Regions from separate parts of the Homo sapiens genome. Here region 1 is linked to region 2. The links are chromatin loops, found by intact Hi-C in ENCODE. Cell type or tissue: mammary epithelial cell. All regions are shown on one strand. Each heading gives the region's core, and the rest is flanking DNA. Links, peaks and the distances in the headings are about the cores only. Region 1 overlaps IGFBP7-AS1 (IGFBP7 antisense RNA 1). Region 2 overlaps IGFBP7 (insulin like growth factor binding protein 7).

What was found. Peaks named below come from ENCODE experiments on the same cell type or tissue, not always from the same donor. Only the 100,000 strongest peaks of a DNase experiment are listed, where the experiment ranks them.
Region 1: it touches region 2 in a loop (2.9-fold over the local background); 4 of 110 quality-filtered maps call a loop at or near these places.

Annotation. Positions count from the first base shown.
Region 1 is chr4:57,143,714-57,155,921 of GRCh38, forward strand. The region is part of intron 1 of IGFBP7-AS1 (IGFBP7 antisense RNA 1); the gene reads left to right. Among named protein-coding and RNA genes, the nearest start is that of IGFBP7, 39 kb to the left of the region's middle. In mammary epithelial cell, for the core only: no CTCF peak of the experiment used is centred there; DNase peaks (open chromatin) are centred at 5,328 and 7,948; H3K27ac peaks cover 1,493 bases.
Region 2 is chr4:57,068,272-57,080,479 of GRCh38, forward strand. All of the region lies in intron 1 of IGFBP7 (insulin like growth factor binding protein 7), which reads right to left. It also overlaps the pseudogene UBE2CP3. Among named protein-coding and RNA genes, the nearest start is that of IGFBP7-AS1, 35 kb to the right of the region's middle. In mammary epithelial cell, for the core only: a CTCF peak has its summit at 6,619; DNase peaks (open chromatin) are centred at 2,390, 3,200, 6,660 and 9,470; H3K27ac peaks cover 5,499 bases.

The DNA of each region.
Region 1 (12,208 bases), core at 1,488-9,487, 75 kb after region 2:
AAGACACACCTTTGCTCCTCCTTCACCTCCACCATGGTGGTGAGTCCTCCCCAGCCATGTGGAACTGTGAGTCTATTAAACCTCTTTTTCTTTATAAATTACCAAGTCTGGGTAATTTAATATAGCCCCATATTAGTCTTCGTGAGAACAGACTAATACAGTGGGCATCCTTGTCTTGCTTCAGTTTTTAGAGGAAAGGCTTTCAGCTTTTCTCCATTCAGCATGATGTTAGTGGTGGATTTGTCATTTTTGGCCTTTATTATGTTGAGGTATGTTCCTTCCATGCCTAGTTTGTTGAGAGTTTTTATTATGAAGATATTTTAAATGTTATCAAATGCTTTTTCTGCATTGATTGAGATGATCATATGGTTTTTGTCCTTCTTCGATGCTCTACCCTTTCTCCTGTTCTCTAATGATGCACTACAGAAATGATCCTTGGAAGTACAGTCTTTTAAGGTACATTTTAAAGACCTTCTGTGTTTTATTGAAAAAAGGAAATATGCCTTTTTAATTATAATGTTATACATATTCATTAAAAGGATTTAGAAAATACAGATATGATAGAGTCTGTAACATTAAAAAGTATGAATGTGTAAGTAATCACACCTTTTCCCATTCCCTTCCCTGTCAAAGGAAGACAGGATCTAGTGTTCTGCTGAGAAAATGTGAGGTTGCAGAACTGTAAGGACAGAAAGACTGAAATAATTTTTAGTCAAAAGAGCCCAGAGCAATTGGAAGAACAGAACAGACCCCAAAGCAGAGAGCTGGGGTCAGATGGAGAGAAAGAAGGACAAAATTTTGTATGTATCCGCCTAGCTGTGCGCTGTGAAACTGAGAAGAAATATATATATATATATATGATTTTAAAGATGTTTTCACAAGTGTCATGCCATCTAGTAACTCTTCCCACTCTCTTCAAAAGAATTCCATAAAAATGTACATTGCTTTTTAATGTTTTCTTTTGGGTTTTGGATTCTTTTGAATGCAAAACTGTATTGTGACTCATCATGAAATACCCAGTTTTATTTGGGTTACAAAAAAAGAAAACATTAAAAATTCATAATTCCATCTTTAGACTCTACTAGGGTTTAAAACATGGTAAAGATAGTATGTATGCATATGTTTATTTATTTTTTTGAGATAGGGTCTCACTCTGTTACCCAGGCTGGAGAGCAGTGTCACGATCTCGGCTCACTGCAATCTCCGCCTCCGGACTCAGGTGATTCTCCCACCTCAGCCTCCTGAGTAGCTGGGACTACAGGTGTGTGCCACTGCACCTGGCTAATTTTTGTATTGTTTGTAGAGATGGGGTTTTACCATATTGCCCAGGCTGGTTTCAAACTTGTGGGCTCAAGTGATCCATCTGCCTCCCTTCCAAAAGGCTGGGATTACAGGCATGAGCCACCCTGCAAGGCCAAGAATTTTTTTTTTTTTTTTTTTTTTTTTTTTTTTTTTTTTTTTTTTAGAACATGGCTCACTGCAGCCTCGACCTCCTGGGTTTAAGCAGTCCTCCCATCTCAGCCTCCCAAGTAGCTGGAACTATAGGCATGCACCACCACATGGGCTAATTAGTGTTTTTTTTTTTTTTTTTTTTTTTTTTTGTGGAGATGGGTTTTCGCTTTATTTCCCAGGTTGCTCTTGAATTTGTGAGCTCAAGAGATCCTCCATCCTTGGCCCCCCAATGTGCTGGGGTTACAGGTGAGAGCCACCATACCTGGTCCATTTATTGTCTTTTATTCCTCTGAGGAGAGCACACACACAGAAAATACATCATGGTCTTTTCAAGCACGTAGAGCTTGCTAGCCACTGGCTTCTTCTCTTGATAATGGCTCTAATGTCATAATTAGCTTGGCCTCTTCTAGAATGTTCCTTTCTGATAAAGGCATTTTGGCTGTAGGAACTTGTGACCAATGCTGTAGGTGCAATCTCAGAGGACTTGAGACATCAAAACCTTTTGTTTCCTCTGTGAGAGAGAATTCTCTTCTGTGTAGAGAATTATTGATCAACCATCTTTAGTTTAAATGATTATGTGTAGCTGCTAGTTCTAAATAATACATGGATTCCCTTCTGTAATTCTCTATACATGCTTTCACCAAAATAAATAAATAAATGATGAAAACTATGGAAGACAAAATCCTACATTATTTTGAAACAACAAAGGCTAAAATAGGGGCAAAACCCCCTTCAAGTCCTTTCAAGAGGGTTGAAAGGAAACTTCCTTTCCTTCTGTTTGGACCTCAGGGGAGATTCTTATCGTTTCTGGAATCCCATGCCTGCTTATGTTTCCCAGATGTTCTTTCAGATAATTAATCCCTCCTCCAATTTATTCCTCCTCTTCTCCCTGCACCCAACAGAAATAGGTTGAAAATTCTTGCACCTTTTTGATAAGAGAGAATGGACATAAAAAGCATCTAATGACTAAAAATCCTCATATAAATGTTGTAGAATCATTTCAATTTTTAATAGAAGTGTACCTGTTAAAAAAGGACTAGAGAATCCACCAAATATCAGAGTCCCTTGGTCTTGCATTCCTTAGTTTCTTACTCTTTTTTCTTTGGTGATCACTGTACCTCCTTCCTTACCCTTTCTCTCTTGTCCATTTCTGGAGAGTTGCTCTTGACTTCCAGGAATTTCTTGGCATTTCTGAAAACCTAGTTCCCCTCGTCCCCTTCTTATCCCCATGGTGTCTGATATTACTTTTAATATCATCTTCAGTTATCTCTGTTGCATGTTGGTTCCATTAATATGTGCTGAATAGCTCCTTTTTGCCAGGCATGTCTCTTGGAACTGAAGATTGATGCAAAGATAAATTGAGATCATGGTCCCTGCCCTTGAAGGTAGGAGAAAGGAAAGCCCCACATTAATTCACTATGCAGAATCTGACTGAGATGTCAACAACCCACACTGTTATACAGATATGACGGCAGGTGGGGGAGCTGGGGAGGACACTTTTGTCTGCATGACTCTAAAGATCTGCCTGTTTCCCCTCCACTGTGCTGTCCTCCCTCAGCTATGGCTGGAAGGCTGAGAAACAAATCCACTACAGTTGGGGAAAAGGAACGACCACATTGTGAGCATCCGCTATGTGCCTGTCACTCTGGATATATCGTTTAAAGGATATAAAGTAGCCATTGAATTAGTGTCTGCACTTTCTACATGGAGGGAGGGTTGAGATGTTTTAATTAGGTGACCCAGATGCATATTTAGAGGCTGTGAGTGAGAACACAGAGGACAGGAAGCATTTATAGGGTGGCGGTTTAGGGTTAAAAAGTTCGTATTTCAAGATACAGCAGGAGGCAAAATGGACAAGGCCAAGGAAGAGTGGAAGTGGAAATACTATGTCTCAGAGAGCAAGGGGTATAGTATTTTTCCTGAGATAGGATTGAAGAAGGGGCAATGGATAAAGAGATACATTCAAAGATGGAGAGAAGAGCATTTGGAGAATCTATCCCCAGCAGGTTTTTACCAAAGCCAGTGGGTCCAATGATGAAGGTTACATTAGATCATTTCAAGGGTTTGGTGTCATAAAACACAAGAGACAAACTGTTTCTATTAGTAGTAGAAATGGGAAGGAGCAAAACAGATACACACTAAGTAGGTGGGATGCCAGCAGTTCAGTATTACCTTTATAATAGTTACATAAAACAAGCCAGGAAAGAAAGTTAGTGAATATGGGCTCTGGGTCATTATAGAATTCATTTAGAGAAGAAGAATTTCAGTTAGTAGCCTTCCTGAAAAGAGATGATAAAGAGGCCAGGATTACGCCCAGGGTCTAAGTACCGGCTGAGTATGAGGAAATTGACTCTCCTCCAACTCTGGGGTAGAAGAAACATGATTGGATCAGAGGGAGAGAGATGATTGAGTCATTAGTTAGGCAAAGCAAGAGCTGACGACAATGATAAAGCACTAATGCATCCAAGAGATTTTTTTTCCCCACTCTAGTGGCAATTTTTTACACTTTAAAAAAAGAAAGTGAAGTCGACTGATTTGTCTTGCTGACTTTAGAAAGCATTTAAAAATCTTTTAATGACACTCGATTATGTTAAACGGTACATTTCTCCTCTTTAATTTCTGCTTGCCTCAAGTGTGTCCACCCACTTGTCCTAGTTTCCCTGATTAGGCACCTGGTGGCAACCAATGATGTGAGTTACAGGAATGAAAAGGCATAAAAACCTACTTTAGGTTTTACTGAAGTTCCAGGAGGCTGGGCGTGGAGGCTCCCACCTGTAATCCCAGCACCCTGGGAGGCTGAGGTGGGAGGATCGCTTGAGCTCAGGAGTTTGAGATCAGCCTGGGCAACATAGTGAGACTGTCTCTACAAGAAATAAAAAAATTAGCCGGTGTGATGGTGCACTTGTGTAGTCCCAGCTATTCGAGAAGCTGAGGTGGGGAGGATAACTTGAGCCCAGGAGTTCAAGGCTGCAGTGAGCTATGATTCAGCCACTGTACTCCAGCCTGGGCAAAAGAGTGAGACTCTGTCTCTAGAAAAAAAGGTTCCAAGAATGTCATGGGGAATTTTATCACTTCTATTCTCTGGACATTTCACTGGGACTAATTTCTCTCATAAATTGGATGGGTGTTTTCCTTGAACAGATTCTGGACTAAATTGGGAAGTGGTACCTAAGTGCCTTCTTTGCCTCTTTTCTGTGACTCATTTCCTGCTCTTCATGTCTCTCTCCAATCTGGATGTTTCATATTCTCATAAAGGCTTGTGCTCAGTGCCTGTCAACTTAGAAGACACCTCCGCTAATGTGGAGATAATAGCTAGCCCTCTAAGAGCTTAGCTTCTGGGATTCTTACAAGGGCCATTCAGAGACCTCACTTTGATTGAACTCAAATGAAACAATGTTTTTTTTTTTTTGGAGACAGGGTCTCACTTTGTCACCTAGGCTGGAGCACAGTGGCACAAATATACCTCGCTATGATCTCGAACTCCTGGGCTCTAGCGATCCTCCTGCCTCATCCTCCTGTGTGGCTGGAACTACAGGCATGCATCATCATGTCCAGCTAATTTTTTTCTTTTTATTTTTATAGAGACAGGGTCTTGCTATGTTGACCCTGGTCTCAAACTCCTGGCTTCAAGTGTTCCTCCTGCCTCAGCCTCCCAGGTCCTGGGATTATAGGCACAATCCACTGTGCCTGGCCTGAAACAAATCTTTAATGGTAAAATTTTAGGTATCATAATAGGTTGCTGGAGAAGTGTTCTGGATTAAGGAAACTTTGGGAGTCCTTTGAATTCTACCCTGTGAGAAGCTTCACACACTTAGAATTTCTGAGCTCACCAGACTCTGATGTCCTAGTTGCTAGGAGTTTAGAGTAACATGAAGCTGACACTTGGACACTGTTCTTTTCCTCTGTTAATCATCTATGACTAACCAACCACATTCTGCAGGACTTAAAAGTATTCTAGTAGCCAAATTAGCTAGTAGTCCTTAATGCTTTTAAGCATCAGAAAGTGAAAAATATCAAAGAACTATTGCTGCATTTGAGGAGCTAGAATGAAGTTTGGTTTGGCTTGAGGAGAATTGATGACACCCAGGAGTATGTGCTGGTTTCCATTTGGTTCCCATTCACAGGCAAACGGAAAGTACATACAGCCTGGGGTAGGTCAGGCCAGCAGATATTTAAGTTGTTCAGTAGTGGCTGGGCCTGGGAATATGGGGTGATTTTGAAGAATTAAGTTCTGCAAAAGATTCAAGAGTACAAAGCTGTCTTCATCTTAGTCAAATGCAGGCAATCAATCTGTCCTTTGCATGTAATAAACTGGGACCTTAGAAGTGAAGATTAAATAATCTGGGATGGAAAATTGGTTGGAGAAGGTCCAGCCTGACCTACATGTAGACATTTCTCCTGCCTTGTCTTGTCTCTTGCTACAAATCATCCTGCAAGGATTAGGTAACAGCAACTTCAATTCACACACCTTTGAAGGATGGTGACTTCAGCATTATCCACGGTGAAATTCACAGCCAACAATCAATACGTATTTTCAGGCAAAGAACCATTATTCATTTCTGTTATCGGACAATCTCAGGCAGAAATCATATCTTTTGTGACTGGAATGCACAGCATTTTCAACTGCTTTATTACTGCAGCTGAGAATAGGGCTTTGCGCTGACTGGCATTTAGCTGCTGAAGTTTTCTGGACTGGCATTTGCATTGGGGTATCCAGGACAAGTGTGGGTTTTGAAGGGAAGGGAACGAGGGGGAGAAGAAGGAAAGAAAGAGCCGTCTGCAGGTAAAGGCCATTTTTGTTAGCTTGAAGCAGCATGATTTGTTATCATTGACACTGAGTGCAATGTTGATTTAACTTTTGCACTGGGGGTATTGACTTTACATTGAAAAGACAGACACCAACCATTGTCTGACAATGACCAACACAATCAGAATTTCAGACCTAGCATGATGTAGAGGAGGAAAGTCTGCCAGAAGACAAAGGATCTTGTCCTGGTTCTTTGAAGAATTAGTTGTGTGAAGCTAGCCAAGTTGCTTTACCTCTTTGGGCATCAGTTTTTGCATCTGTAAGAAGATGTAGAATACTTGACTTATGTTCCCTTCCAGCTCTGAGAGGCTTTGACTCTATGATTGGGGTTCTGTTTTACTCTTCATTAACATCATAAATTCATAAAATGAGGGAGATTGCTAAAAAATATAAACACAAATATGCCTTAATCCACTTATTGAAGTGCCAACTGCTGGCTGATTTTTATTTTCAAAATCATCTATTAAGAAGGGAATATGATGAAGCCATTACTTAGAAGTTAACTAGTTTCCTACACACTTTTCAGATCGTGGTAATGATATTCACCAACATTTGTATAGTTCTCTAAAGTGTGCAGAAGATTCCACATGCACCGTCTCATTTTCTTCTTCCTTAATCTATAACTCTCAGTTTTGTAGTGCAGCTGAGGAGGGAGATGAAAACACTGTTTACATTTTTTACATCGGTTTACATTTTTTTTGGCAAAAAAGTTGTGTTTTGTCTGAAGAATGGGTTTATTAATCCAGCAGTGTTCATTGAGCCTCTATGAAGTGTCAAGACCTGTGCTATAGATGAGGAGATCAGGATAGACATGGTGCTACCCTTGTGGAGTTCACAGTGCAGTAACAAGAACATAATCAACACATGATTGGATAAATTAGAGAGTGGTGAGAATTTTGTTGCTTCATGGAAACTGGGTTGTCCAGGAGTGGTGATAGAACAAGGGTACTATAACCTTCCCATGGCTGGAAGGAACACAGTGCTCACTCCTCCTCTGCAAATGCTGTTTGGGGATGTAAGTTGGCCATCTCAGGTCAATTTTCAGGGGTTGCATCAGCCCGGCACACGAGGCCCCACTGATTTTGGTTTGAGATGCCCTTCCAATCGAAAGCCCATTTTCCTGTTTCACAGAATGAAAGCAAATACTCTTAATGGGGCCGTTGGGCTTCAAGTCTGTGCCAAACAATTGGCTTTCCCAGCACTTTCATAACCACGCAGCTCTGGATTTTTCAGGAGCCCGTGCAAGACTAGTTTGTTGTATAAAACGCATCCAAGAATTTTTCCTCATAGCACTGAATGGTAACTTGGTGGCACTGGCTTTGCCCCACATTGTGCTAAAATCCATGGGTTCACTCTCTCTTTTTTTTTTGAGACGGAGTCTTGTTCTGTCACCCAGGCTGGAGTGCAGTGGCATGCTCTCGGCTCACTGCAACCTCTGCCTCCAGGGTTCAAGCAATTCTCCTGCCTCAGCCTCCTGAGTAGCTGGGATTACAGGCACATGCCACCACACCCGGTTTATTTTTGTATTTTTAGTAGAGACAGGGTTTTACCCTGTTGGCCAGGATAGTCTTGAAATCCTGACCTCAGGTGATCCGCTCACCTTGGCCTCCCAAAATGCTTGGAATATAGGCATGAGTCACCACACCCGGCTGGGTTCACTCTTAAGAGATGAATTCATCCTGTCGTTCATTATGGCCAAGTCTTCACAATAGGAGGCGGGGCACAGTGACTCTAGGGTGTGTGTGGATAGGCTGCCCAGTGTTGTGTTTACATTGAGGCTCATCTGCGATTCCCCGTGCCTGGCATACAGCCTAGCATACAGTAGGTGCTGATTACACGCTTGCTTATCCAAAACACTACTCAAATGTATTGCTTTTTACTGTTTTTTCTTTTGTCCATTTTTTTTGTTAATTACCAAAATAATTTATATTTAATTTTTTTTATTTCAATAGATTTTTGGGGAACAGACATGAATAAGTTTTTTAGTGGTGATTTCTGAGATATTGATGCACCCATCACCCCAGCAATGTACACTGTACCCAATGTGTGGTCTTTTATCGCTCACCCCCTCCTACCCTTTCCCCTGAGTTCCTACAGTCTATTGTATCATTCTTATGCCAAAGTAATTTATGTTTGAGGTAAAAAAAATTAACCATATAAAAATGATTTAAAAGTGAATGGTCCTTCATCCCCTTCCACAGAAATTACCACTGTAAACCATTTGATCCTTTTAGACCTTTTCAACACATGCATGCATTCATTCTTCTCACTTCAAAAATAGTATTTAAAACACAGCTTGAAACTGGTTATTTTTACTTATCAACAAAAATCTGACTTTTTTCATCTCAGTTATATTGATCTATCTGAATCGTTTCACAATGCTTCATGGCATAATGCAACATAATTTGTGAATAAGTTTTTCTATTGAATGACACTAGTTGTTTCCAATCCTTTCCCAAAGGATCGTTTGTCAAAATGCTTTAATGAATTTCTTGATTGTATACATATATTTTGATAATTGTGAGAGCATTTCTTCAGAATATATTTCTGGAAGTAAAATTGTTAGGGCAAGAATTATGCATAAGAAACTCTTTTTGTAGACACTGATAAATTGCCTATTAAATGCTGTATGAATTTCTACTTTAAAATGTTTTTGGTGTTAGTGATAAGAAAGTCAACCCAGTGCAGAAAGGAAATTTAATGGACCTTGTACTGAAAGGTTCAGAGTGTAGCTGGTTTCAGGCTTGGTTTGATACAGGCTCAGAAATGATGTCATCTGGCTCCAGGTTCTCTCTCCTGGCCTCTCAGCTCTTATTCCTCTTTGGTGGCTTCATCTCAAACAAGTTTCCCTCATAGTCTTAAAACATCTCTGGCTGGGTACTGTGGCTCATGCCTCTAATTCCAGAACTTTGGGAGGCTGAGGCAGGAGGATTGCCTATGCCCAGGAGTTTGAGACTAGCCTGGGCAATATAGCGAGACCCTGTCTTTGCAAAAAATTAACAAAAAATTTAGCCAGGCATGGTGGTATGCACTTGTAGTCCTAGCTTCTCAGGAGGCTGAGGCAAGAGGATCACTTGAGCCCAGGAGGTCAAGGCTGCAGTGAGCTGTGATTATGCCACTGCATTCCAGCCTGGGAGACAGAGTGAACCTTGTCTCAAAAAGCAAACGAACAAACAAACAAAAATCAAAACTCCCCAAAACCTCCAAAACCCAAACCAAACCAAAAGCAAAAAACAAAACAGCTGTGGAACTCTAGGCTTCATCATTTCAGGTTTTAGCTCAGTGAATACAGGTTTATTTCCCAGAAGTTCCAGTCAGTGTCTCATTTGATTTGATTGGTCACGTGTTCGTCTCTGAACCACGTAGAGTGTCCAGGGCCATGAAGGCTTTTGTTGGCCCAGCCTGGAGCTGGGTGTAGAGTCAGCTGCACCAGAACTACATGGGCTGAGAGCAGGGCAGGATGGCTCACCAATGAAAGTTGGTAGCTATTTCTGGAGGCAGGGTCAGTGTGTAGAGTGTGAAGTCAATAAAGGTGGATGGAGTACTGTGGAGACAGATTCTTTCCTGTGGACTTATGAGTGTAAGTTCAGTTTTATCTTGGTCTTTGGGAAAGCTGTCACTGAGGATCAATTTGGTGATATGACTTAATGACATTCCTTACACCGCTAACTGGGACGACAATTATGTACTGCTGAAGTGTGTTTAAGGGTTATCCTTAGATAAGATTGGATTTATAGCTGAAAAAGAAACACAGTCCCTTTAAAAGAAGGAACAGATGAATTAAAGAACAAAAACATCTTAATGGTTTTGTTAAGATTGCTATGGAAATAACTGAATGCAAATTTCATTTTAAGTCTCTTGAAGTTAGCAATCTATTGAGAGGAGAGAAGTTTGCAGCAGGATTTTTTTTTTTTTTTTTAGAGAGAGAGAGAGAAGGAGGAGGAGGAGGGAGAGGAAGAAGACTTAAAGTTGGGGCAAAAACTCTTATGGTTAGGGCAAAAAGAGTTTGAGGTTTTTTAATCTGGAAGAGACCTGTAAGATTGTTTAGGCCTATGGTTCTCAAATTTGAGTGAGAATCACCTGGAAATGTTCTTAAAACACAGATTTCTGGGGTGCATCCTAGAGATTCTTCCTTAGTTGGTCTGGGAAAGGGTCAAATATTAACATTTCTGATAAATTCCCCAGTGATCCTCATGCCAACATTGTGGTGGTGAAACTGGTCGAATTTTCCCATAGAACTGATATTTACAGGTTTTTTTTTTTTTTTTTTTAAACAAATGTAGAAATTGACCCTCCGGGGTTTTAAAACTTGAAATTTTCGTTTGCCTCATCTGGGTTGCTTCCTCAGGAAATGAGCCCTCAGGCAAGAGACTAAAAGTCACCAGATCACTGCAACTGGATAATGACAGCCAGACCCTTCATTTGTCATGATTGCTTGTTTATCCTGCCCTAATTCCTTCCCGCCTATAGCTACATTCCTTCTACCAGTACAGAAACCCCCCAGTTTTAGTTGGCCAGGGAGACAGATTTGAGGCTTTGTTTCCTGTTCTCCTTGGCTGCTGAGCCAAGTGAAAGCCTTCTTCTTTGGTAATAGTCATTGTCTCAGTGATTGGCATTCTGCGTGGTGAACAGCAGGACCTAGACTGACCTTTGGCATTGGGGTAACAGTGGCTGATGCTACTGGTGGAGGAACCACACCTTGAGAAGCACTGATCTAGGCACCTTCCACTCCTCTCAGTCTATAGATGGGAAAATGGAAACTCGGAGAGGTGAGGGGCTGGCTCGCGGTGACTCTGGGAGAAAGCAGAGGAGCTGGGGCTAGAATCACCTCTCCTGGCTGCTTCCCTGCCCTCCCCTTCTCCCCTCTTCTCTTTCCTCTCCCTGCCCGCCCCTTCCCTTGCCTCCTCCTCTCTCCCCCATTTTCCTCCCCTCCTCTCTCTCTTTCCCTTTCCTTCCTTCTGTAAAGGAACTGACCCCTGGTCTGGTTAATGTCAAGGTTACAGAGTAGAGTCAGGAAAGAACCCAAACCTCTTGACTTCCAGGTTGGTGCTTACCCCACGTCTCAAGTTTCCTGCTCCTGGAGAAGCAAGACACCAGGAGATTATGGGGTTTCCCTCTCAGTAGCTGGATCTTTCTGAAAGTGTTTTTCTTTGAAGGTGAGAACAAAGACAGCCTGCATTATTAGGCAGGATGTCCCTGAGACACATGACAGAGGGAGGCTGTCAGCAGTAACAAAGAGGCTCTCTGGTTTGGGAAAAAAAGGTGCTTGTAGTTGTTGTGGGAGACGAAAAAGCGTTTCTTTGACTTTCTTATATTTAGTACCTGGGGGCCTTCAAATTAAACTAACAAAGACAGATTAACAGCAGGAAAAGAAAAGCATACAGTTTTATTCGTATTTTACGTGCATGGGAGTTCACAGAAAAGAAGTGAAACTCAAAGAAGTGGTTAGTTAGGCTCCAGGGCTAATATCGCATTTTAACAAAAGAAAGGGGGTTTAGGCTTCAGAGGATGAGACAGGGTAGGGAAGTGACTGAAAAATATATGGGAGAACTAATGGAAGATAAAACCTTATTTTAGTGGGGTCTGTTTTTGCAGACTCCTCTTGGTGTCAACTCTCTGTCTCTGGTGATGACTGCTTTTGCTCCCCGGTATTGGGGTGAAGGGTGGGACACTTTCACAAAGGGAAATTTACACCCTGCTTTTAGGCAGACAAGAGGAGGGCAGAGAACTCTTCCTGCATCTGTTGATTCTCAATTGCCTTCAGCTCAAAATAATCCTTATGCCAAAGTGGCACGTTTTGAAGCGGCATATTCTGGATCTCTTCATTGGATGGAGGATTCACAGACTTGCCAACATCAAGGGTGGTGAAATGTAGATGCATGCTAAAGCAGTGTCCCAGTGTCACAGGGTGAGGGAATCAGGGCCATGCTCATCCAGCCCAGGGGAAGC
Region 2 (12,208 bases), core at 1,831-9,830:
AGAGACCCTGTCTCAAAAAAAAAAAAAAAAAGTGAGTTTAACAAAAAATATGTGAGCATTTGAAATGCTAACCTCCAGTCAAAGGACTGACATCATCAGTTTACTATCTAATTTCCCCTATAGCAAAGATGTGTAGACACAACACCCAAGGGAGGCGGGGGAAACGGCAGCCAGTGACAAGCGATGACAATAAGTAATGAGCTAATGCACAGATAAGATGGGCCTAGAAACACATCAGTAACGGCAGAGAAAAATAAAGGAGGCTGAGATACTTTCTATTCAGTAGTGCATGGTTGGAGTCAAAAATGAAGAACATACAAATGGCAGGATTTTGTCATATTATTTTCCACAGAAAAAATAAAAGAAAATATCAAAAGATGGGAACTGGCACATGAAAGGTTGAACTGTCACAGTGCATGTATATAATTATCACTGCCAAGCAGTAAACCAAGAATGGGATTAGTTGAAGGCACCGAGGGAAGTGAAAGGAAACCGGATATACAAGGAGAAAGGGACAGATTGTGTTTAAATTTAGAACATGGGCTCATGCCCTCAAAGTTGACTGATAGCTGGAGCATGCTTTCTCTTCAGTCATTCCTCCATTTGCTACTTTTTTTTTTACAATAAAAGCTAATTCTGTGAAGCTTTCCATGGCCACTTTTGGATGCAGGCCCCTTCTGAAGGACACGAGAGAAATGTGAAAGTGGTAAGGAAGCCTTTCTGGCCAAGATTGGAGAAATTCTCTGAGCCCCTCACCCAGCTCACCCATAAGCCTAGAGGGTCTTATGTGGGTGGTTGAATCACCAGTTTGAACCGCCAGGCTTGCCCCTCCCAGGCCTCCTTCTAGGGGTGTTTTTAGGAGGAAGGAGACCTCATGTACTTTCCTGGCATTGTTTCAAGACAGGATCTCACCAAGACATCTTGAGTTGTCCAGTAAAGAAACTCAACTTAGTGGGGAAGCTTGACTGCCCATTTGGGGTCTTGGGCCATCTGTGGGGCTGGAGGGAGCAGAAAAGAGAATCAAGACAGCAAATAGGCCTGGGGTGATGGCTCATGCCTATAATCCCAGTGCTTTGGGAGGCCGAGGTGAGAGGATTGTTGGGGCCAGATGTTCGAGACCAGCCTGGGCAACATAGTGAGGTCTGGTCTCTACAAAAAATAAAACAAAAAATAAAAAATTAGCCAGGTCTGGTGGCTGTCCAGCCTGTCCTTGTGCTGTCTTTTTAAGTTTTCCTTAGATGGTCTGTCCTTCTGTGGTGGCACCTGCCTGTAGTCACAGCTACTCGGGAGGTGGAGGTAGAAGCATTGCTTGACTCCAGGAGTTTGAGGCTTCAGTGAGCCATGATGTCACCACTGCACTCCAGCCTGGGTGACAGAGAAGGCCCTATCTCTAAAAAAACAAACAAACAAAAAAGACAGCAAATAAGCAGAGAGAAGGTGGGCAGGAGCCACACATTACAGAAACTTCTCATTATTGAGATTTCTATCTTTCTAGGCTGTTTATGGTCTCTCACAACAAAACAAAATGGGGTCAGGTGCGGTGGCTCCCTCCTGCAATCCCAGCACTTTGGGAGGCCGAGGCAGGTGAATCACTTGAGGTCAGCAGTTTCAGAACAGACTGGCCAACATGACAAAACCCTGTCTCTACTAAAAATATAAAACAGCTGGGCATGGTGGTGTACACCTGTAATCCCAGCTACTCGGGAGGCTGAGGCAGGAGAATTGCTTGAACCCCAGAGGCAGAGGTTGCAGTGAGCCGGAATCGTGCCATTGCACTCCAGCCTGGGTGGCAAAGTGAGATCCTGTCTCAAAAAAACAAAAGACAAAAAACACCGAAATGGAAGGTCCTCAGTGGGAACTATTCAGCACCAGCCCTCTGTAGGTCCTGGGAATCTTAAGTGAGTCTTTCCTCTTTCTTCTAGAAGTTCTCCCAGAGTACCATATTTTTCCCTCAAAATGACTGGAAAAATTCATTGTATAATGTCTTATTAAGAAAGTAATTTTCTAAAGAGGTTGGTTTAAATAAAAACAAAAACCACATAAATATTCAGCTTATGTTTGAGGGAGCTTTTTCTACTTCCTCTATCCCGTCCCTTCCCCACAACTAAACAAAAAATTTGATTGTCTTATTATGTTAACACAGATTCAGTTTATCTATGCATTTCCATTATGGCTAACAAATAAAAAAAGTACATGTCCTGCTGAAAATCACACTTAACAAATCCCTTTGGGGACAGAAAAAAGTGCAAACCATTTAAAAATATTAGTTTGTGGGAGGAAGAAGTCAGTTGCAAATCACTCCTCTGCATTATCCTCTAGTTAAATGAGTTGGATGCCCCAGGCCACATTTATAATGATGTAAGGCTCTCAATCTCTTACTGCAGGCCTGAACCATAACTGTTCTCAAATCAAACATGCAATGTACAACCAAAAGGTTCAATAAGAAGACCTTTGTTTTCTCTTCTGAAAGTCTAAGACAACACAAGCCAGCTCACAAACTGGCCGCAGGGGTAATGAGCATTGGATACAAGGGATGTTCAGTGCATTTTTCTACTTGATTAAAATCGATTAATTCTAAAACACAAATGTGTTCAAGCTTGTGGATCAGTGTTGAATGCTGTAACACACACATCTCAATGTATTAAATAATCTGTTCACATAAAATTGCTAATTAAAAAGGCCAATTCATTTGAAGATGGGTTCTCCCTGCACCTATTCATTGCACACTACTTCATATTTCTTCTGCTCTGAACACACCTGGCCCTGCAAGTTACTGAAGTCCCGAGGGTCCATGTGCATAAGGTGGTGGCAAAGCCTGTCTAGAAGAAGTGTGTGAATCTATATAAGGTACCGCATGAGCATATGTTGGTCAAAAGTGATGCCCATCAATGCAGTACTCCAGATCCTACTGAAAACACTGTTTTTGATATATTGGGGGGGAATGAAATACTTGGTGTTTACAAAGAATGTTCCTCCTGCTGCAGCCTCTGGAAAGCCACTTCTAGTCAACCATTCAATTCCATGCTGTCATTGAATATACATACATCTCAGCAAGTCAGAGAGGTCTGCATGCGTTAGGAGAGCAGGATCTGTCAGTAGGAGGCCTATTTGGGGCTTTTACATCTGATGTGTCTATTTCCTTTCTTTATCTGTGCTGACAACTAAGTTTGCACTCAGTCTGGTATCATAGCTGGTTCTTAATCACTTGGGGTTAGATTAAGCAACCCTGGATCTCTAACACTGGCCATGTTGCAACACACACAAGGAAATTGGGTCTCTCTTTCTTTTTCCCTGGGTGGTCACTGTGTGGGCAGTGTCCTCTAACAGCACACATGTGGCCATCAGGCTCTCCGCCCAGAATAAGGGACTGATCTCAGTTGATATCAGAATAGGTCTAAGGGAGCCACATCAGCCTTGCTGTGGCATATTTGGTCATGGAGGCTAGCAGGGTACTCCTAGGCAGGTTTCATATGGGCTGTCAAAGCTTTGGGTCTGCTTAGGAAGGTTTGTCTTGAACAGCTTTTTCTCTGAGGATTGGGAACCTTGGCTGGGGTAAGGGAGGTGATTATTAAAAATGTCCTAGGCTTGGTGCAGTGGCTCATGCCTGTAATCCCAGCACATTGGGAGGCTGAGATGGAAAGATTGCTTGAGGACAGAAGTTCGAGACCAGCCTGGGAAACATGGTGAGACCCCTATCTCTTTTTTTAAATTTAAATTTTAATAAAAAAAACCTTTTATTTTAGGTTTGGGGGTACATGTGAAGGTTTGTTACATAGGTAAATTTGTGTCACGGGGGTCTGTTGTACAGATTGTTTCATCACCCAGGTATTAAGCTCAGTACTCGATAGTTATCTTTCCTGCTCCTCTCCCTCCTCCCACCCTCCACTGTCAGGTAGACCCCAGTGTCTGTTATATCCTTTTTTGGGTTCATGAGTTCTCATCATTTAGCTCCCACTTATAAGTGAGAACACATGGTATTTGGTTTTCTGTTTCTACGTTAGTTTGCTAAGGATAATGGCCTCCAGCTCCATTCATGTTCCCACAAAAGACACGATCTCATTCTTTTTTATGGCTGCAGATACCCTATCTCTACAAAAATATATAAAATTAGCTGAGTGTGTTTGTGTGGGGTGCCCCTGTGGTCCCAGCTACTTAGGAGGCTGTGGCAGAAGGATTGCTTGAGCCCAGGAGGTTGATGATACAACGAGCTGTGTTCACGCCACTGCACTCCAGCCTGGGTTACAGAGGGAGACCCTGTCTCAAAAAAATTAAATAGTCAGTTGCAGTTGTGTTCTTTAAGTTCCTATCTTTCTGTCAGTGCCACCTAGATGGCCTGTCAAAACCTTGACCCAGCCACCACCAGCGTTGCTGCTGCCTAGCCACCACCAGCAGGGGTGCTGCCCGGTACCTTGTGGGCAAAAGGCTACAGCAGGAGTTGGTGACCTTCACAATGCCTAGTGACACAGGGATTTCTGCCTTGCCTGAATCAGGCAACCTTTTCAAATGGGTGGGGACCATCCATTGAGCAGCTGGCACAGCATATGAAGACCTGAGGTATAAGCTCTCCCTAGAGCTCCCCAGGGGCTACCCTTACAATGTACCCATGGTGAAGTTCCTCACGCCCTGCTACCACCCCAACATGGACACCCAGGGTAATATCTGCCTGGACATCCTGAAGGACAAGTGGTCTGCCCTGTATGATGTCAGGACCATCCTGCTCTCCATCCACAGCCTTCGAGGCAAACCCAACATTGATAGCTCGTTGAACAGGCATGCTGCCAAGCTCTGGAAACCCCCCACAGCTTTTAAGAAGCACCTGCAAGAAACCTACTTAAAGCAGGTCACCAGCCAGGAGCCCTGACCCAGGCTGCCCAGCCTGTCCTTGTGTCGTCTTTTTAAGTTTTCCTTAGATGGTCTGTCCTTTCTGTGATTTTTGTATAGCACTCTGTATCTTGAGCTGTGGTATTATTATTATTATTATTATTAGTCTTTTAAGCCTCCAGTTGAGTGCTTGTGATGTATATTAAATAAATGCATTTTGGGTTGGGCATGGTGGTGCAGTTCTGTGATCCCAGCACTTTGGGAGGCTGAGAGGGGAGGATTGCTTGAGTTCAGGAGTTCAAGACCAGCCCGGACAACATAGCAAAACCCTGTCTCCATAAAAAATGTAAAAATTAGCTGGGCATGGTGGTGTGTGCCTGTAGTTCCAGCTACTCAGGGGACTGAGGTGGGAGGATTGCTCAAGCCAGAGAAGTTGAGGTTGAAATAAGCTGAGATTCCTGCCAGTGCACTCCAGCATGGGTGACAGAGTGACCCTGACTCAAAAAAAAAAAAATTAAATAAATAAATAAATAACAACAAAATGCCCCAGAACTGCCCAAGATTACTAGTGTCTCTGGCTCATGAGGTCAGACTAGGAGGGGCCTCTTCAAACAGCCCCCTAAGCTTCCACAACTACAGTTACAGGCCAGGCTACAAGCCAACCCAGATGCCAATTCCACTGTCACCACCACCACATCCACGGCCACAGCCCATTTGTGGTGAGCCTTCTAAAGCGTGTTCTCTTTATCTGATCCTCAGGACAGTCCTGTGGAGTTGATCGGGAGTGATCATAATCTCTATCGCACAAAGGTGAGGAAAAAGGGAAGAGGAAAGATGGGAGGACCTAGCGACTTTCCCAAGGGCAGCAGCTCACCCAGCCACTGTCCTGGCACCAGCAAGCGAGCTTCCAAACTCTGCCCATCGTACTTTCCTCTTTGGAAAATGCATCTCTCTCTCTCTCTCTCTCTCTCTCTCTTTTTTCTTTTGAGACACAGTCTCGCTGTGTCACCCAGGCTGGAGTGCAGTGGAGCAATCCCAGCTCACTACAACCTCCACCTCCCAAGTTCAAGCGATTCTCCTGTCTCAGCCTCCCGAGTAGCTGGGATTACAGGTTCGTGCCACCACGCCTGGCTAATTTTGGTATTTTTAGTGGAGACGGGGTCTTGCCATGTTGGCCAGTCTTGTCTTGAACTCCTGGCCTCAAGTGATCTGCTTGCCTCTGCCTCCCAAAGTGCTGGGATTACAGGCGTGAGCCACCTCGTCCGGCCTGAAAATTTACCTCTAATCCCAAATAAAAACATTCCCCCCACCCACCATTTTCTCCTGCCTCTGAAGGTGTTAAAAAGTTAAAAAGAAGCTGCAACTGGCATCTGGCCTCTACTTCCCATTCAGGGGAGTGTGAAAGTACTATAGGCTTCACCCATTTCTCTCCTCACATGAGACACAAAAGAGTCTCCAGCCTGACTTCAGGGGCTTACGTCACTTTTGCCCAGACTCTCCCATTTCTTTCCTCTACCTCTTAAAGTTGGAGGAAGGCCCTTTTTCCATAGCATCCTCTGCCTCTGTCCTATTTATACCATTTGAAAACCAAGCTCTTTTAAACACTTTTTCAGACAGCTTGCTTCTTTTAAGTCTTTCAATTAAAAGAAAGAAAGAAAAGATACAGCACCCAACTAAAACACAGCCACAAGCACCCAAGGACTGTCATGCTTCAGGAATTTAAATTGTACTTCATTTGGCATAATCTGTGTTAAAACAATATAGCATTATCTGCTTTGAATGCACTAGGCACCCTCAGGGTGGAGTTGCATTTTGTATGAGTTATTAAATCTGGTTGGAACTCAACAAGAAACAGTGCCATGTGGGGAAATCCGTGCTGATTGGACCCTTGACTGATCACACGTCAAAGCCTCGTGCTTTGCTAAAGGGCATCTTCCTTTAAAAATAAGCAATCCTATTACTCAGAGCCTTCTCTGCACACCGTGTCTTTGAAGGAATTTGATAGTTTGCAAATTCAAAGTTGGAAATTAAAATCCCACAAATAAGACTTGAATCCATTTATTCATGCTAAAATGAGTATAGCTTTGGAAAGTCTTTCCTTATTAGGATCATTTCAGTATAATCTGTGATCTGGTGTGAGGTTGCTTAACTAACCTCCTGCCCACTAAAGGAGACATATTTTCTAAGATAAGCTCTGCCTTCAAAGGACTCAGGAGATCCCATAGAATAATATTAACTGAAGTGCATTTCTTTTAAAATAATGTTTCATTGTTTCCTTAATCTGTGTTATTTTTATTTTGCCAGGCTTAGGATATCTTCTCCTCCCCTAAAATGCATTAAAATAAATCCTGGCCCCTGCAGGAGTGATCAAAGCTCTACCATTCACAGAGGAATGTCTATTCCTCCAAGCTTGGGGAGGTTTCCTAACTAATGAACTAGAACATTGTCAGATGTCTCATTGCCAAGTAATATATTAAAGTGCTTTTCTAATGAGATTTCTGCAAGGTAACCATAAAACCATAAAAAGCACACTAAGCTTCAGTGAAGCAAAAACATTAAAAAAATAACCAAATGCCTTTTAGAGATAGAAGAGGTCAACACAACAGCTAAAAAAAGCTAAAGAGAATTTGACAAGTAGAAAAATAAAGTCCAGATAATTTTCACATTTGAAAAAAAAGGTAGACACAAGGCAGAGGAATGTGGTGGGTAGACAGGTCATCAAGGAGCTACCTGAATATCTGTGTATGACTGAAGTACCTGCCTTTCCACTCATCCTTGTCCACTTGGAACATGGATCTGTTATATATAACTATATATGGGCCCTATGAACATCTCTTTATTTTCAGAACTTTCGAGAATTCAGGAATACGATATAAAAATCTCGAATACCAAGGCTCTTGTCTCAGTCGGCCTGGGCTGCTATAACAAATACCATGGACTTGGTGGCTTAAGCATCTGAAGTGTATTGAATGGGAAGTCCAAGATCAGGGTGCGAGCATGGTAGGGTTCTGGGGAGGCCCACTTCTTGGCTTGTAGATGGCTGCCTTCTTGCTGTAGCCTCACATGGTGGAAAGAGAGATCATCTTTCTTTGTCTCTTCTTATAGCACACTAATCCCATTCACCTCTCGAAGGCCTCACCTGTGAATACCATCACACTGGGGGTTAAAGCTTCCACAGAGAAATTTTCTGGGGGACACCAATATTCAGACCATAGCTGATCTCTTTACTAGAACCAACGTACCAAGGAATTCTTGCTCAAAGCACAAACAACAGGAATGCCATGAAGCCTCTACCATGGATCACTTGGAAACAGTCCTTGGATGTCCCTCTCTTGGCTCTTGCTTGTCACTCCTCCTTCATTATTTAACCATGCAACCTCCCTGACATCAGTGAAGCCAGAAAGCTAAGAAGCCAGCCATTTTGGTCACCTTCGTGTAAGCGTATGGCTCCAGCCTGCTCTGTACAGATCCGACAGTCTTGCAGCACTGGCTCCCTTCCAAGAGGTGAAGAGTAGAACCGACAGATTAAAGGATCTTGTGGGGTCTGAAAACCAGCTTAGAAGGTGACGTGGGTGTTTAGCTTAAGGAAGAGAAGCCTGGGGTGGGGACACACCTGTGAAATATCCTCTACATTTGAAGGGAAGCCATGTCAGAGAATGAGCAGTCTTGATTTTAGTTACTTCAGAGGGAAGCACTAAGATCAAAGAATCATTACCTATTTAAGGTCAAGGTAACGAAGGTCTGTCAGCAGTAAAGGATATCCAACAATAAAGAGACTTCCTGAAAACGCAGTCATGTGTATCTGAGCAATAGTTGAAAGTTGTCAGGGATGTATCCTTCATCTTACTCATAATTTCAATCATATCCAATCAAATGATGGCTTGATTCCAAAGGAAAATTTTTTATGAATAAATATTATTTATTTTAAACGCTAACCTCACTAGTACTGAAACATGATTTACTCAAAATTAATAGTATTAAAGTATTTTTCAAAATATGTACTCTGTATGTCAGTATAGTGTGGAAACAGAAAAACAAAAAACAAAATATGGTGCTCTGCGTTTATATGAAAGAGACAAAGCAGAATAAGGCATGCATTCATGGATGTTATACATTCACTTCTATGAGACCACAGAACGCATCCAAACAGTCCTCCTTTTATAGCAGTTCTTCAAGAAAGGCATATTTATTTATTTATTGAGACAGAGTCTCACTCTGTCTGTCGCCCAGGCTGGGATGTAGTGATGTGATCTCGGCTCACTGCAACCTCCATCTCCCGGGTTCAAGCGATTCTCCTGCCTCAGCCTCCTGAGTAGCTGAGATTACAAGCACATGCCACCATACCCGGCTAATTTTTGTATTTTTAGTAGAAACGGGGTTTGACCATGTTGGCCAGGCTGGTCTCAAACTCCTGACTTCAAGTGATCTGCCTGCCTCAGCATCCCAAAGTGCTAGGGTTACAGTCGTGAGCCACCACAGCTGACCAAAAGAAGGCATATTTTAAAAGGTCAAATAATTGACAGAACATATTACTCTGGCACTCCAAGGCCAATGCAAATGCTGGAATGCAGCCTTCAGTTGAATCTTGTACTGAAGCATCATCAGTCTTCAGGAATGTAACAGGAAATGAAATGCAAAGGGAACAGAACTGCCGCGTCACTCACAGAATCTCTGCATTCACACAGGTCTGCATTCCGATCCAGGTGATGCTGGCTAAATGACTTAACGGTTTGAGCCTCAGTTTTCTCATCTACAGAATGGGGTAATAACAGCACTCAGGCCTCGTGGAGTGTTGTGATGCAGGCGCAGGGCTTCCCATGCTGTCTGGCACACAGAGCACTCAATCAATAAATCGGCACTATTACTTACAATTTCAAAACAATTATTTTAAAATGCAATAGGATTTGTTTCCTTGGTTAAGGGGGAGCTGGACCGGATGACTTTCATGGTTCCTGTCAACAACCACATTCTATTATCCTGTTTCATGTTACTCTTTTCCCCCCTCAACTCATTCCTGCCACGCACCACCCACCCCACCCAACTGTGGCCACGGTAACAAAATCAACAGCAATACCTGTTCACTGACTGCTCACTATGGGCATTCATATGTGTAAATAATTTAACCCTCACGACAGCCCTGTGAGGTTCGTACTGTCTCCTATTTTACAGAGGAGGAAACTGAGACACAGAAAGGTCGAGTAACTTGCCCAGTGCTACAAGGCTCATAAATGATAGAGCTGGGATTAAAAAGCTAGACACCTCCTAACCACTATTCCATATTACCTCATAGGTAACCTAAAATTCTGCCTCAACAAATTAATTAGCCACTGCACAAGTAAACTACTTGGTGTAGCTGATGGGAAAGCGGTAAAACTCGATTTCAAACTTGTCTAAAAAAAAAAAAGAAAAATGGTAAAAGATCCACTGTTTGCCTTCAGTCTCCTCTTAGTCTTCAATGCAGTTCTTCCAGCTCTTAATCTGAAGAGCTTCGCTCCTGCTTAATGATTTCTCTTCCTCCCCTCTCACAGAACACCCTTACCCTTGATGGGCCAGTGATATAAATATGCATTTCCCATTCACTTGTGAGTTTAGGATTTTTTTTTTTTAAAGAGCTCTACCATGTTCCTTTGATCTTTGCTTTTTATGCAGACGGGGTCCACAGAGAACCAGCTAATCCAGAGCCTACAGAGCCCGGAGCACAGTCAGGCATTTCAGAAATGCACATGGATGGTAACTAGGAGATTTCTTGAACAATAGAAAGTTCCCAACAAAGCTGTTAGGGCTCAAGAGGACCAGCTCCACCACCCACCCCTGCTGATCTGGGAGCTGCTACCTGGGCTGAGCTGGCTCCCGTCCACAGGGCCCCCAGTTCTCTGGCTCAATTCAATACCTCCTGCTGCGGTGGCTTGTTTCTTCTTGTCCTGAATGTTGTTCTTCAGAGCTGATGATTAATGCCTTCCATTTAGGGTGAGAAAAATGACCTTGCTGTCTATGCAAGTGAGGATCATTTATTCCATCTACAAAAGCAGCACACATCTACTTGGCTCAACTCAGAGTATTTCTCTTTGCTGTCTTCTTGTTAAACACGATCGTTTCTTCAAGCGAGGTTTATGTTGTCTTGTGATTTCCCTTTTTTGGTGTGTGTGTGTGTGTTTTAAAAAAACAAATTGCAGGTGATACGTGGCATTTTGCATTGCTAAAATTCACATCCCACTGTACTTCATTAGTAAAAGCCATTTATCCCCCACCTTTCAACACTGCTGGCTGAGACGCAAATAGAACCATTTCAGTTTTCCAGTTGAACAGCCATGGGAAAAAAAAAAGAGCAGAGCCTTGCTTATCTCTGTGTTACACATTAACACGGTCCTCCTTTGCAGAGGTTCTTCAAGGTAGACAGACTTTAAAAAGTCAAATAATTGACAGAATAATTACCCTGGCACTCCAAGGCCAATGCAAATGCTGGGATGTAGCCTTCAGCTAAATTCTACACTGAAGTTTCAGTCTTCAGGAAAGTAATAGAAAATGAAATGCAAAGGAAAGGGAATTTCCCAATTTCTCCACTAAGATTTTTTTTAAACCTCAAGTGAAAAAAATCTAGTAAGTCAAATTCTATATGAAATCTTCCCAGTTATCTTCTGTCCAACATCTAACAGCGCTTTTCCTATCACTCTCATGCTATTTGTCTCATTAATAATTGTTAATAATAAAAGTTACTACTGTCCTTACCATTGCCTCTATTATCATTTACTGAGTTTACTGTATGCCAGGCACAGTGCAGGCTCATCCATATATTATCTCAGGTAATCCTCACAGAAATCTAGTTAAGTGGCTATGCTTATTACCCCATTGTAGAGATGAGGAATTGGAGGCTTTGAGAGGTTAAATAACTTGCCCAGAATCACAGAGCACATGGGAAGCAGAGCCAGGATTCAGGGTAGGTTTGACTCTAGAACTTCCATCCTGACCACGATTCCCACGGTTTTCTGAGTGATGGCCTATTGACATGGCCCTTTAGCCCAACACAGGGTCTCCCACAGGGCTTGGTGGGTACCTGAATGAATGAATGACTACAAGAATGAATGAACCAATGACAAAGTGAATGAGATTTCTGAAGACTGGATTTTCAAAATAACATACTTTATCTCAGTAAGAAAAGCAAGAAATGTCTAAAACTGAGTATGGGAATACTTAGGACTTTAAAATGAGATAATTTCTCTACCTGTCTAAGATTCAAAGGAGGGAAATTGACACTGCTGCATTCTACTCACATTGCCCGAGTGCTCCAGCCTACAGGGGTTATAGCTGAAACAACGGAAGCTGATATATTCAAAAGAATATTGATTGCAGACACACGAAGGGTTTTCCTAAAGTTGGTATCAGAACCTTT